Regions from separate parts of the Homo sapiens genome. Here regions 1 and 2 are each linked to region 3. A link is a loop called in an ENCODE intact Hi-C map of the cell type or tissue named here. Cell type or tissue: mammary epithelial cell. All regions are shown on one strand. Each heading gives the region's core, and the rest is flanking DNA. Links, peaks and the distances in the headings are about the cores only.

Region 1 (4,000 bases), core at 1-4,000, 56 kb before region 3:
TTTTGCTACATATTGTCAAATTCTCCTAATACAGTCATAGTATTTTGCGTTCCCACCAGCTATGTATGTAAGCACAGTATCTTCCCCCTACAACCTTTTCAATAAGACATGTTGTCAAACTTTATTTTTTGCCACTCCGATAGACAAGATATGATAGCTAAATGTAGTTTTCATTTGCATCTCTCTTTTTATGCATGACTGAGTATCTTTTCATATTAAAGGAGCATTTAAAAGTGTAGCTGTTCTGACAGGTTTGATATTTTAAAATAAGAACTTTCAAATAAAATTTTCACAAAGATAAAAAGGACTATTGAAATCCTCCTTAAAAATCTGAGTAATTTAAAAACTCTCCCACCCCCACATAGGTTTTATTCGTATCAGTTCATCTAATCAACACCTATTTATTGAGGATTTTGCTACAGCAGGAGCTTCCCAGTGTGTTAAGAGAAGCAGGGGCAGGCTGGGCAGTGGCTCATCCCTGTAATCCCAGCACTTTGGGAGGCCGAGGCGGGAGGATCACCTGAGGTCAAGGAGTTCGAGACCAGCCTGGTGAACATGGCAAAACCCCGTCTCTACTAAAATTACAAAATTCAGCCGGGCTTCGTGGCACATGCCTGTAATCCCAGCTACTCGGGAGGCTGAGGCAGGAGAATGACTTGAACTCAAGAGGCGGAGGTTGCAGTGAGTCGAGATCACGCCACTGCACTCCAGCCTGGGCGACAGAGCAAGATTCTGTCTCAAAAAAATAAAAAGAGAGGCAGAGGCAAAGGAGACGGTATTCAGTGATTCCAGTGGTTTGAAGACCACTGGAGTTGAGAGTACATGAGGCAAACTTTCAATGGGGAACACTTCATTGGACCACTAGAGGAATAGTTTTCTGGGCTTTAGAGACAGTCTGAGCAAAGAGTTATACCTGGTCAAAACAGAACAAGCCTGTTTTCTATTTAAAAAGGGAAGTGGGAGATAAGGTGAGCTACAAGTGCTAGAAAATTATGGTGGGAAAAGCAGAGACAGACTAACCAAATGTTTAGAAATACTGCTGTAATAAAACCTTGTAACTAGGCACCTCCAGTAAAACATAATACGCAACACTGATTACAAAGTAAATCCAAGAAAAGGTAGCAAGAGCTCATGAAGGTCTTCTGGCTACAGACAAGGATATATCCCACCTTAAGTGGAATCATTTCTACTCAGGATTAAAATCCAAGAAACAAGCAGGCTCACTATGAAACTTTATATTATATTGGTTGCACCACTGCACTCCAGCTTGGGCAACAGAGCAAGACCCTGTCTCCAAAAGAATAAAAATTTAAAAAGAAACTACACTATGAAATTTACTAGACAGATTCTATCATAATATAAAAGTGAATGTAGGCCGGGCATGGTGGCTCACACCTATAATCCCAGCACTTTGGGAGGCCGAGGTGGGTGGATCATGAAGTCAGGAGTTCAAGACCAGCCTGACCAATATGGTGAAACCCCGTCTCTACTAAAAATACAAAAATCAGCTGGGCATGGTGGCACGCGTCTGTAGTCCCAGCTCTTCGGGAGGCTGAGGCAGGAGAATCGCTTGAACCCAGGAGGTGGAGGTTGCAGTGAGCCGAGGTTGTGCCACTGCACTCCAGCCTAGCTGACAGAGCGAGACTCCATCTCAAAAAAAAAAAAAAAAAAAAAAAAGTGAATGTAATGAGAAGTAAGAGAAGTAAGCTACCATCAATGAGACATCATTTTAAAAAAATTCTAACATTCTTTGATTGAAATAATTATGCTTCTAAACAAAAGCCCAAATACAACTAAACCACATCATAGCTTATTTCTCATTAAACCTATCAGCAACCATTTACCATCTTCCTTCCACCCACGATTAAGTCAACACAACCCAGGGCAGAGTACACGTCTGACTCATCTATGTATCCCCTCACAGCACAGTGTGCAGTAGGCACTCGATAAATACTTGGTGTGTGAAACAAAGAAAACACTCTCCCATAGCAACGTGCCCAGACTCTTCTATGGGAGGACCTTTCTCCAGAATTATGTTAGGGCAACTCCCTGGTAAACCTTTCAAAGCAATTCAACAAACATTTATTGAGTGCCCAGTATGTGCCAGTGTTAGGTACTATTCTTGGCAATGGGATGTAAAGATGAGTAACACATAGTCCTTAACACCCTGAGGGGACCCAGTCTAGTATGAGAAACACAGACTATAAAATACAATAGGAAAACGCCACAGCAGAGATAAGACACCATGGGAACACAGGTGAAGGAACAGGTAATTATGCAGGGGGTGAGGGAAAAAGGTGAGGTTGGAGAATCCACAGAAATGCAATTCCAGCCCCCTCCTAACACACATGCTCACACTCCCTCTAAAACAATACAGAAGCCCCCCTTATCTGCAGTTTCACTTTCCATGGTTTCAGTTACCCACAGTCATCCAAGGTCTAAAAATATTAAATGGAAAATTCCACAAATAAGCAATTCATAAGTTTTAAATTGCACACAATTCTAAGTAGTGTGATGAAATTTCTCGCTGTCCTCTCCGTCCCACCTGGGACGTGAATCATCCCTTTGTCCAGTATATCTACACTACAGATACTACTCACCTGTAAGTCACTCAGTAGCTGTTTCAGTTATGAGATTGAAAATACATACTATATAGTGTATAGGGTGCAGTACTATCTGTGACTTCAGGACTCACTGGGGGTCTTAGAATGTATCTGTCTCATATGGGGGGACTACTTACTGTATTTGAAAAACAGAAACATGATCAAGTTATTCCACTGCAAATAGGCCTTCATGGATTTCCAACAGGTCAAAGATTATTTCCATGCAATAAAATGCCCACAGGCACCATCACCTGCATTTATTGGGCACTTGCTGTGTGCCAGACATTGTTCCAAGAATTTCCTAAGTATTAAGTTACTTAATCACTACAATAACCTGACAAGGTAGGTGCTATCATCATTTCAGTGTTACAGATGAGGAAACTGAGGCACAAAGAGTTACAAACCTTGCCCTAGACATCAGGTATGGGCATGTGAGACACCGAGGTAGGCACCCAGTTCTGGCTCCAGAGCCCATTTCTTTTTCTTAACTTTTACTTTAGGTTCAGGGGTACACATGCAAGTTTGTTATACAGGTAAATTGCATGTTGTGGGAGCTTGGTGCACAGATTATTTCGTCACCCAGGTAATAAGCATAGTACATGTTAGGTCATTTTTCAATCCTCCCCCTCCATCCTCTGGTAGGGCCCTGGGGTCTGTTGTTCCCTTCTTTCTGTCCATATGTACTTGATATTTAGCTTCCGCTTGTGAGAACATGTGGTATTCGGTTTTCTGTTTCTGAGTTAGTTTGCTTAGGATAATGACCTCCAGCTCCATGCACATTGATGCAAAGGACATGATCTCATTCTTTTTCATGGGTGCGTGATATGACATGGTGTATATGTACCACATTTTCTTTATCTAGTCTACCACTGGCACCTAGGTTGATTCCATGGTTGATTCCATAATGCGGAGCGCCTTTCTACACCACCCACCTCTCTGCCTCCTTACCTGCCTCTGGGCTCCTTGCAATGCAAAATGCCAGTAATAATACCAGAATGTGAGTATAGATGTGTTAAATACTGTGAACACAACCCAAATTGTTTTAAACCTCTGTGCTTCTGCATGGAAAGCCCTACAGCCAACCCTCCCCACATCCTTCCACTGCAGGGCAATAAAAACTCTGTGTGCCCCTCCCACTACAGAAGTTCCCTTCCTTGTTACATCCCTCCATCATTGAACTTAACACACTGTATTATAACCATTCATTTACATTTACACTTCTTCTCGTAGGCCTGCTATACTCACCCTATAATAATTATTATATGATACCGTAATTACTTGTTTAAATGTCTTTTTTAAAATGTCACCTCCTCAAAGAGGCCAATCCTGACCCTCCTCTTTATCTAAAATTGATCTTCATGCCCTCTCAAGTCACTTGTTTTCTCAGATCAAAGGGG
Region 2 (4,000 bases), core at 1-4,000, 230 kb before region 3:
GAAAAGACATAGTTTTGTCTTAATATTCACTAATTTTTCTCTTGTGTACCACTAGCCTCCTCTGAAATTTATGTGTTGAAGACGTTCCATAGACCAGGGGGCCCCCGTCCGCGGGCCTCAAATCAATACTGGTCCGTGGGCTGTTGGGAACGGAGCTGCACAGCAGGAGGTGAGCGGCAGGCCAGTGAGCATTACTGCCTGAGCTCCGCCTCCTGTCAGACCAATGACAGCATTGGATTCTCATAGGGGAGCAAACTTTATTGTGAACTGCGCATGTGAGGGATCTAGGTTGCAATCTCCTTATGAGAATCTAATGCCTGATGAGCTGAGGTGGAATAGTTTCATCTCCAAACCACCTGTCCCCACCCCTGCCCTGTCCGTGGCAAAATTGTCTTCTGCAAAACTGGTCCCTGGTGCCAAAAAAGTTGGAGACTGCTGCTTATAGACCTTAACAGAGCTTTCTTTTTTTTGAGACAGGGTCTTGCTTTGCTGCCCAGGTTGGAGTGCAATGACGTGAACATGACTCACTGCAGCCTTGACCTCCCGGGCTCAAGTGGTTCTCCCACCTCTGTCTACTGAGTAGTAGGCACTACAGGCCCGCACCACTATGCCCGGCTAATTTTGATATTTTTGTAGAGACAGGTCTTGCTAAGTTGCCCAGGCTGGTATGAACTGCTGGGCTCAAGCAATCCTCCTGCCTCAGCCTTCCAAAGTGCTGGGATTACAGGCCAGAACGAGCCTTTTGATCTCATATATTATTATACCTGAAGTTTCTTAAGTAAATTTAAACTAGTTTATAAAAGGATAATTCAGGAAATGTAAAATTACTTGGTATGGATATGCCTGTCACTTCAAGTGTCTCTCTTTGCCCTGAATATCTCAAGTTATTAGTTATTTTATATAACATCAGACCCTTAGCACATTGATGTGTTTTAAATCCCTTCATAAATATGACTCCAAAGTACTGATGGAGAGTCAGAAAATAATTGCATTCTGCTTGAAACTTTACAACCTTCCTTTTTAAACAAATGTTTCTGTTTAATGTAACAAATGTAATGGCCTTTGGCCAAAAGTAATAAAATTCTTACTTGATCATAAATTCCTAAATTTCCCTAGTCTGTTTGCAAACAGTGAGCTTTTTTCCTGTCTGAAAAGCCAGAGCTCAGGACCGAATGACATAGTGGCTATTTGTATTACATTCTAATACACAGTGCTCTAGTTTTCTTTCTTTCACTTGTTTCATTTCCCAGTACCTATTCTAATGCAGTGCTAAATCAGTGTGTTTTTTGTTAGCTTTATTGAAGTATGATTTATATTAAATTCACCCACTGTAAGTGTACATGGTGATTCAGTAAACCTGTAGCATTGTGCCAGCCTCATCATAATCCAGATTTGGAACACTTTCATCATCCCCCTGAAATTCTCATGAGCCTGTCTGCAGTCAGTCCCCACTCCTCCCCTCCTTTCTCTTCACCCTAGGTAGCCACTGATCTGCTTTCTGTCTATAAATTTGTCTTTTCTGGGTATTTCATATAAATTGAATCACACACTATATTTAATCTTTTGCATCTGGCTTCTCTCACTTAGCATAATATTTTTGAGGTTCACTTCATCCATAGTGTAGAATTTTTTATAGCTGAATAGTATTCCCTCATATGCATATATCACATTTTGTTTATTCATTCACCAATAATGGTTGTTTGGATTGTTTCCAATTTTTGTCTATTATGTGTGATGCCATGAATGTTCATGAACATATCTTAATTGACCATATGCTTTCATTTATCTTGGGTAGTTTCATATACGTGGAATTGCTGGGTTTTATTGTAACATGATTTTAACTTTTTAAGAAACTGCAAACTGTTATCCAAGTGGCAGTACCATATGTTTCCATCAGCAACATATGAGATTTCCAGTTGCTCCTTGTCCCCTCCAACACTTGATATTGCCTTTTCCTTTGATTATATCCATTCTCCTGGGTGTGAGACATGGTGTCATTGTGGTTAAATGAATGTACAGTGCTTTCAAACAGCATCTTTTTCCTAAAGAAAATGATTGCCCTCTAGTGGCTCATTCTGCACATTACACTTGGGAAAGGGGCACTAATGAGAAGTCTAAAGCTCAGAACAGGCTTGTTAAAATTTACATTCATTTCACAGCATCCCTGGTTTAGCACACTGAACACAATTTGAGTCCAGTTTCAAAATGTTTTACTTCATTACTACTATTAATAATACCCAGGAGCTGAGCTGGTTGGCTGTGGCTTTTACATAATCCCAAGAGGTACATTATAGTCAAAACTAAATTTGTGTGCTTTAGATCTTATCCACTTTATGCACTAAGATCTTTTGCTATAACAAGGGTTTAGACCTGTAGAGTGGCTAACGCCTACAAAGAAGGGGAAAAAAGGCCAGAGATGGTTATTGTTTACTCAAACCTATTACATCCTTTCAAATCAGAGCCAGAGGAATAAATCATTTTTACTAGTGGAATGAATATAAATTCTTTTTAATGAATTGGACACAAATGTGTCTGGTGGCTTGTTGGTATTTTCAGGTAACACCTTGTAAATATGCCTATGGAGAGTTGTAAAAATTTAGGAGACTAGGTCTCGGCTGCTCCTAGGGCTCTGCTGAAAGGACAGAACACTATGCATGTTTAAAAAAAAAAAAAAAAAGTTAAAACTTTGAGCTAAGTAAGGAACCTGGCCAGGGATTTACTTATTTAAGGCATGTGTATTTGGTAAGTAAAAAAAGATGTGGCTTCAGGAAATTAGGGTAGTAGAAGCAAACATTTAATGATTTAACATAAGAAGTTTTTGCTTTAAAGCTATCACTCACACAGGTGATGTCATTTATTTTTTAGAAAGTGGAGAGAATGTATATATGTGAAATTTCCCTGAGCTCTTAGGCTTTAGATTTCCAAATTACCCAACAATGCATTTTATTGTCCTGACATGTCTATGAAATCACATGTATACATGTGTGTATTTTACGCCTGAACACAGAATAGCAGAGCCTGATGGATGGGACTGCCTATGGTTGACCTACTGCTTTACTCAATTTGAGGTAAGGGGAAGGAGGGGGCATTTTTGTATGTGACATTGGGTACACAGTGATTCCACTCCTTAGTAAGTATGGTCCACTCCACTTATCAGTTAGAGGTGGATAAGGGAGTATAAAGATTAGGATAAGAGAACATTTAGCCAAGTCTAGGGGGTAAGCTTTGGATATGAGGAAGGAGATTAAGATAATTTTTAAACATGTATCAGAACCTATAAAATGTTGACACTATGAATACTGGGTTTTTTTGTTTGTTTGAGACGGAGTTTTGCTCTTGTTGCCCAGGCTGGAGTGCAATGGCACGATCTTGGCTCACTGCAATCTCTGCCTCCTGGGTTCAAGCAATTCTCCTGCCTTAGCCTCCCGAGTAGCTGGGACTACAGGCATGCGCCACCACACCTGGCTAATTTTGTATTTTTAGTAGAGACGGGGGTTTCTTCATGTTGGTCAGGCTGGTCTCAAACTCCTGACCTCAGGTGATCTTCCAGCCTCGGCCTCCCAAAGTGCTGGGATTATAGGTGTGAGCCACCGCGCCTGGCTGAATACTGGTTTTTAAAGAATTAACATGGAGGTTTTAAACTTACTCCAATGGTGCTGCCATCATTGCCCAAAGAAAACAACTTAGGTAGATACTGAAATTATCTAATAGGGACACATTTTTATCCTCTGTCTTTTGCAATTGTGTTTTGGAGCCAAGTCTGATGAGTTATTTATGTGGATAGTATTGTTTAACTCTTTGTAGAAAAGCAACCATAAAATAAATAGGATGTACCTATGCTTGCACATAGTTCTGAAGACAGTTTTTTTTGTTGTTGTTATTGTTGTTTTTGAGACAGAGCCTTGCTCTGTCGCCCAGGCTGGAGTACAGTGGCGCAGTCTAGGCTCACTGCAACCTTCGCTTCCCGGGTTCAAGCGATTCTCTTGCCTCAGCCTCCTGA
Region 3 (6,724 bases), core at 2,288-6,287:
ATCTAGGAGTGGCCAACCCGGAGATTCATTCCTTATCTATGAGGACCATAACCTGCAGCCTATTCCCTGGAATGCAGGCTGTACAGGGGATGGAGGCCCTCTTTTGTTTTGGGTTAAATGAACATTGCCAGGTGGAGGTTGCTAGGGGAAGTGTGTTAAGTGAAAATGCTATATAAATTGCATGCTTTTTACAATTGGTTGTGGTTCTCCTGTCCAGCCCACCAACACTAGACCACCCTGTATTTAAGTCTCCTCAATAAACCCTGTCTTGTTTGCAGGTTCCAAGTCTCTTCTTCGGCCTCTCAAACATGGTACCATCCCTAATGAAGTCAACGGGTCCAGCATGACAGGATGGAAGTACAAGTGTCAGCACCTATGTGAGTCCCAAGAGGGGAAATTAGAAACAAAAAGGAAGAAGAGGACATAGGCCAGGCACGGCGGCTCACGCCTGTAATCCCAACACTTTGGGAGGCCAAGGTGGGCAGATCACCTGAGGTCAGGAGTTCAAGACCAGCCTGGTCAACATGGCAAAAGCCCATCTCTACTAAAAAATACAAAAAATTAGCCAGGCGTGGTGGTGGGAGCCTGTAATCCCACCTACTCGGGAGGCTGAGGCAGGAGAATTGCTTCAATCTGGGAGGCAGAGGTTGCAGTGAGCTGAGATCGTGCCATTGCACTCCAGCCTGGGCGACAGAGTAAGACTCTGTCTCAGAAAAAAAAAAAAAAAAAGGAAAAAAAAAGATGATATAGTCAAAGAAATAACATTAAATTTCTTATAATTTAAGATGAATGATTTCAGATTGAAAAGTTTATAAAGGTGCCAAAGAGAAAAGGAAAGATCCACACTAGATACATTAGAATGAAATGTCAAAGTAACATACATAAAGAAGAAATTCTGAAATCTTCTAGAAAGAAAGAACATGTTATCTATGAAGGAACAAGGATCATATTGATATTAGATTTCTCAACAGCACATGTGCTGCAAGAAGACAAAGGAGTAATATTAAGTATTGTGAAACAAACCTAGAGCTTAGAATTTCATATTTAAAATTCTAAATAAATTATCATTCAAATTGTTATAGTTTGGGGGCCAGGTGTGGTGGCTCATGCCTATAATCCCAGCACTTTGGGAGACTAAGGCGGGCAGATCACTTGAGCTCAGGAGTTTGAGACGAGCCTGGCAAACACGGCAAAACCCCATCTCAAAATACAAAAATTAGCTAGATGTGGTGGTGCATGCCCATAATCCTAGCTACTTGGGAGGCTGAGGCACGAGAATTGCTTGAACTTGGGAGGCGGAGGTTGCAGTGAGCCAAGATCGTGCCATTGCACTCCAGCCTGGGCGACAGAGTGAGACTCGGTCTCATATATATATGAGACTGACAAATTGATACAGTTTGGATATATGTCCCTGCCCCAGTCTCATGTTGAACTGTAATCTGCAATGTTGGAGGTGGGGCCTGGTGGGAGGTGGTTGGATCATGGGGGCAGATTTCCATGAATGGTTTAACACCATCTTCCTGGTTTGTCCTCATGACAGTGAGTGAGTTCTTGAGAGAACTCATCATTTAAAAATGTGTGGCACTTCCTCTCTTTCTCTCTTGCTCCTGCTCTGGGTATGTGACGTGCCTGCTCCCCCTTTGCCTACTGCCATAATTCAGAGTTTCCTGAGGCCTCCCAAGAAGATAAGCCGATGCCAGCACCATGCTTCCTGTAAGCTGGCAGAACCATGAGTAAATTAAACCTCTTTTTTAAATAAGTTACCCAATCTCAGGTATTTTTTATAGCAATGTGAGAATGTGCTAGCACACAAATATGTTACCACTTAAATTATCATTCAAATATAAAAGCATAGTAAAGCTGACATTAAGCCTCAAGCATACAAGTTCACAGAAAATTTGTCACACAAGGACCCACATTATAAGAGAAGCAGAAATTCATACTGCTTTAAGAGATATCAGAGGCTGGGTGTGGTGGCCCATGCCTATAATGCCAGCACTTTGGGAAGCCAAGGCAGGAGGATCGTTTGAGCCCAGGAGTTCAAGACCAGCCTGGGCAACATAGTGAGCCCTTGTCTCTATAAAAAATAAAAAAATTAGCCATGGCCCTGGTGTGGTGGCTCACGCCTGTAATCCTAGCACTTTGAGAGGCCGAGGGGGGTGGATCACTTGAGGATAGGAGTTCAAAATCAGCCTGGCCAACATGGTGAAACCCCATCTGTACTAAAAATACAAAAAATTAGCCAGGTGTGCCGATGCACGTCTGTAATCCCAGCTACTTGTGAGGCTGAGGGAGGAGAATCGCTTGAACCCAGGAGGCAGAGGTTGCAGTGAGCTGAGATCACACCACTGCACTCCAATCTGTGTGACAGAGTGAGACTCTGTTTCAAAAAAAGAAACAACCACATGTGGTGGCATGCGCCTATGGTCACAGATACTTGGGAGGCTTAGGTTGGAGGATGGCTTGGACCTGGGAAGTTGAGGCTGCAGCAAGCTATGATTGTGCCACTGCACTCCAACCTAGGCAACAGAGTGAGACCCTGTCTCAAAAGAAAAAAGAGAGAGGGAGCAATATCAGAAGGTATCAAACATGTAAGTAAAATCCAAATAAAAGAACCAAAGAAAAGAGAAATAGAAACTATTTCAATTACAACTCAGAACTAAATTCCTAGAAAATATTAATATGACATGAAAGCATGCTAATATATTTATTTTGCACGAGTAATAATATGGATTTGACAACTTTAAAATAGGGAGAAAATAAATAAGCTTATGGTGTTATCAATCAGGAGACAGAAATTATACCAATAATTTATCAGGAATTTTTTTTTTTTTTTTTTTTGAGACAGAGTCTCACTCTTGTTGCCCAGGCTGGAGTGCAATGGTGCGATCTCAGATCACTACAACCTCTGCAGCTCTGGTTCAAAGTCATTCTCCTGCCTCAGCCTCCCAAGTAGCTGGGATTACAGGTGCCTGCCACCACCACATGTGGCTAATATTTTGTATTTTTAGTAGAGACAGGGTTTCACCACATTGGCCAGGCTGGTCTCAAACTCCCGACCTCAGGTGATCCACCCGCCTTGGCCTCCCAAAGTGCTGGGCTTACAGGCATGAGCCACTGCACCCAGCAGGAAAAATTTAATATAAAGGTTACTAACTAATAAAACATGGTTAACTATTAAGACAGATAAAGGATAACTCTAAAGAATACCAGAACCTGGGCACAAGGGCTCATGCCTGTAATTCCAGCACTTTAGGAGGCCAAGGTAGGAGGATCACTTGAGCCCAGGTGTTCAAGAACAGCTTAGGCAACATAGTGAGACCCCATCTCTACAAAAAATTAAAAAACAGCCAGGCATAGTGGTACATACCTGTAGTCTCAGCTCCTCAGGAGGCTGAGGTTAGAGGATAGTTTGAACCTAGGAGGTTGAGGCTGCAGTGAATCATGATTGTATCACTGCACTCCAGCTTGGGTAACAGAGTGAGACCGTTTCTAAAAATTAAAAAAAAAAAAAAAAGGCAGCTGGATGCAGTGGCTAGCACCTGTAATCCCAGCTACTTGGGAGGCTGAGGCAGGAGGATCACTTGAGGTCAGGAGTTGGAGACCATCCTGGGCAACTTAGCAAGATCCCTATCTCTTAAAAAAAAAAAAAAAAGGAAGAAGAAGAAAAAGCAAATGTAAACAGCATGACTACCTCTAAGGCTGAGGGAGAACATCCAAGGGAGTAACAGACTTGGAAGAGATCTCAACCCTGAGGCTAAAATTCAGACCCCCTTGGAGAGGACGGGGCTGTAGCTAGATGGCAGAGAAATTATATGTGTAAATGACAGAGGAATTCACTGGAGTGCTGCAGATAGAGGTGGTGGTGCAGCTGCAGGTGGGGATGGTGAGCTGGAAGCCATCTACTGGGGTGAGGTGGAAGCTTATTGGAGAGTGAGTGCCAATGGAACTCCATAGGTGACACCATAAGAACAAAATCTACAACAAGGAGATCTAGGAAGGGCAGCTACTGCCTCTCTGCTATGCCTGCAGTGTCTCTCTAGTGCCCTCTGCTGATAAGCCTAACATTGCACCAGCTGGCAAATGAGAAATGTTCATGGGATCCAGATCCAGATCAGTTAACTCCAAACAAGAAAAAGAAAGATTGCTTTGGACTAAGGAGCAATAAATTGATAACTGGCACAGTGTTACCCTCCCTTTTTTGTTTTTGTTTTTCCATTCACGGCTATACTGTCAATATCCATTCATGCTCTATATGTATGATTATTGGACATTCTATTTTTATACACTCCCTGGTTTTCTTTTCCTTTCATTGTTTTGGGGCTATTTTATAGCTCTGAAAGTTGTAGAAAACTAATAACAATGTAAAAGATTTTTAGTTCATAGAAATGAAAATTATTTGTGTCTGGTGGAATATAGTAGATTAACCACCCTGTGGTTAGACCATTTTCCATCTTTTAAATAAATGCATTCTAGCATTCCTTGTTGCCTATTTATGTGTGTTTTTTTGAATTATCCTTTGATCTAGTTGTAACATCTTACTGGTTCCCTCATTAATTAATGAGGTAAATAAAACCTATCACACATATTCATTTTGTATTTGTATGTGAGTTATAATTCACCTTCTAAAAAATTATACTTGAAATAAGACAATCACAAAATGGCAAATATTGTATGATTCCACTTGTATGAGGTGCCTGGCATAGTCAGATTCATACAGACAGAAAGTAGAACAGTGGTTGTCAGGGCCTGGAGGGCAGGAAGGAAAGAATGCGGAGTTATTGCTTAATGGGTACAGGATTTCAGTTTGGGAGGATGAAAATGTTCTAGAGATGGGTGGTGGTGATGGTTGCACAACAATATGAATGTACTTCATGCCAATGAACTGTACACTTAAAAATGATTAAAATGATAAATTTTACATTATGCATATTTTACTATAATTTTAAAAATTAAAATTAAAAAATTTTAATACTGAGTTTATTAATTGCTTTTCAAATTCAGTCACAGTTTACTAAATATTCTGTTAGCTAAAGTCTAAATTGTAAAGTTAACCTCCAACAACTTGTATATTAAATCATGGGGGAAAAAAGAAAATGGCTAACATTTAAAAATAAACATACATATTACAAGCAAAGAGAAAATATGTAGCCAACCTACTACAGCCCTGTTTTTTAACTGATGACGAGACCATGGTTGATATTTATGACCTTCTGCTACCTACTCTGTATTCCCTTTGCCCTCAGCCAGAAGCTCAGCTGGTCAGGTGTCTTAGTGGAGTGACCAAGCTTTCATTTCTAAATTGTCTGAGTCTTAATATTCCAGCCTCTATTTTTTTGTGTGTGTGACAGTTTTCTGTTAATATTTTTTCTTGGGCATTGATATGGTTTAAATTTGTCCTCCAAAGTTTGTATGTTGAAAACTTTTTTTTTTTTTTTTGAGAAGGAGTTTCACTCTTGTTGCCTAGGCTAGAGTGCAATGGTGTGATCTCGGCTCACCACAGCCTCCACCTCCAAGATTCAAGTGATTATCCTGCCTCAGCCTCTGGAGTAGCTGGGATTACAGGCATGTGCCACCATGCCCGGTTAATTTTGTATTTTTAGTAGAGACGGGGTATCTCCATGTTGGTCAGGCTGGTCTGGAACTCCCAACCTCAGGAGTGATCCACCTGCCTTGGCGTGCTGGGATTATAGATGTGAGCCACCCCGGCCCCACAAAGTGCTGGGATTATAGACGTGAGCCACCATGCCCGGCCATATATTGGAAACTTAATCCCCAATACAACAGTACTATGTTAAAAGGTAGGACTTTTAAGAGGTGATTAGGTAATGGGAACTCTACCCTCATGAATGGATTAATGTTGTTATCAAAGGAGTGTGTTAGTTATTGAGGGAGTGGTTTGGTTATAGAAGTGAATTTGTTCCCCTTTTGCTCTTGAGCATGCTCTCTAGCCCTGGGATGCCTTCCACCATGTTGTGATGCAGCAAGAAGGCCCTCACCAGATGAAGGCTCACAATCTTTGACTTCCCAGCCTCCAGAACTGCAAGCTAAATAATTTCTTCTGTTTACAAATGATCTAGTTTGTGGCATTCTATTATAACAGCACAAAATGGATTAAGACAAAAAAATTGGTACCAAGATTGGAGTTGTTGCTATAGTAAATACTTGAAAATGCGGAAGTAGCTTTGGAACTGGGTAATGGGTAGAGGCTAAAAAGATCTGGAGCAGCAGGCTAGAAAAAGACTAGATTGCTGTAAATGGAGTATTAAGGGTGATTCTGGTGAGGGCTCAGAAGAAGAAGAGAGCTGCAGGGAAGGGCTGAGACTAATTATAGATTACTTAAGTGACCATGATTAGAATATTGGTGGAAATATAGACAGTAGAGGCCAATCTGATGAGGTCTTACATGGAAAAGAGGAATACCTTCTTGGAAACCGGAGTAAAGGCCATCCCTGTTATGAAATGGCAAAGAACTTGGCTGAGTTGTGTTCATGCCCTAGACTTTACAGAAGGCAGAATTTAAGAGTGATAAGCTAGGATATCTGATGGAAGAGCTTTTTTCTTGCTGTTGTTTTTAAGACAGGATCTTGCTCTGTCACCCAGGCTGGAATGCAGTGGTGTGATCATAGCTCATTGCAGCCTCAAACTCCTGGGCTTAAGCAATTCTCCCAGCTCAGCCTCCTGAGTAGCTGGGATGCTACTCCCCCACTCTCAGCTAATTTTT

What was found. Peaks named below come from ENCODE experiments on the same cell type or tissue, not always from the same donor. Only the 100,000 strongest peaks of a DNase experiment are listed, where the experiment ranks them.
Region 1: it touches region 3 in a loop (4-fold over the local background); 19 of 110 quality-filtered maps call a loop at or near these places.
Region 2: a loop joins it to region 3, with 12 times the contacts of the local background. A loop is called at or near these places in 14 of 110 quality-filtered maps.

Annotation. Positions count from the first base shown.
Region 1 is chr4:86,975,855-86,979,854 of GRCh38, reverse strand. The region is part of intron 2 of AFF1 (ALF transcription elongation factor 1); the gene reads right to left. Among named protein-coding and RNA genes, the nearest start is that of AFF1, 43 kb to the right of the region's middle. In mammary epithelial cell, for the core only: no CTCF peak of the experiment used is centred there; DNase peaks (open chromatin) are centred at 1,984 and 2,554; H3K4me3 peaks cover 285 bases; H3K27ac peaks cover 2,654 bases.
Region 2 is chr4:87,149,041-87,153,040 of GRCh38, reverse strand. No RefSeq gene overlaps it. Among named protein-coding and RNA genes, the nearest start is that of KLHL8, 70 kb to the left of the region's middle. RefSeq lists enhancers at 1-116, 117-617 and a silencer at 1,974-2,023. In mammary epithelial cell, for the core only: a CTCF peak has its summit at 2,072 (motif pointing left); a DNase peak (open chromatin) is centred at 2,040.
Region 3 is chr4:86,919,881-86,926,604 of GRCh38, reverse strand. It overlaps AFF1-AS1 (AFF1 antisense RNA 1), which reads left to right. Exons shown (of 3, transcript NR_038841.1): 3 at 279-1,711. It also overlaps a transcript of C4orf36 not described here. Among named protein-coding and RNA genes, the nearest start is that of AFF1-AS1, 12 kb to the left of the region's middle. RefSeq lists a silencer at 1,314-1,608. In mammary epithelial cell, for the core only: a CTCF peak has its summit at 4,051 (motif pointing left); DNase peaks (open chromatin) are centred at 4,024 and 4,764; H3K27ac peaks cover 1,422 bases.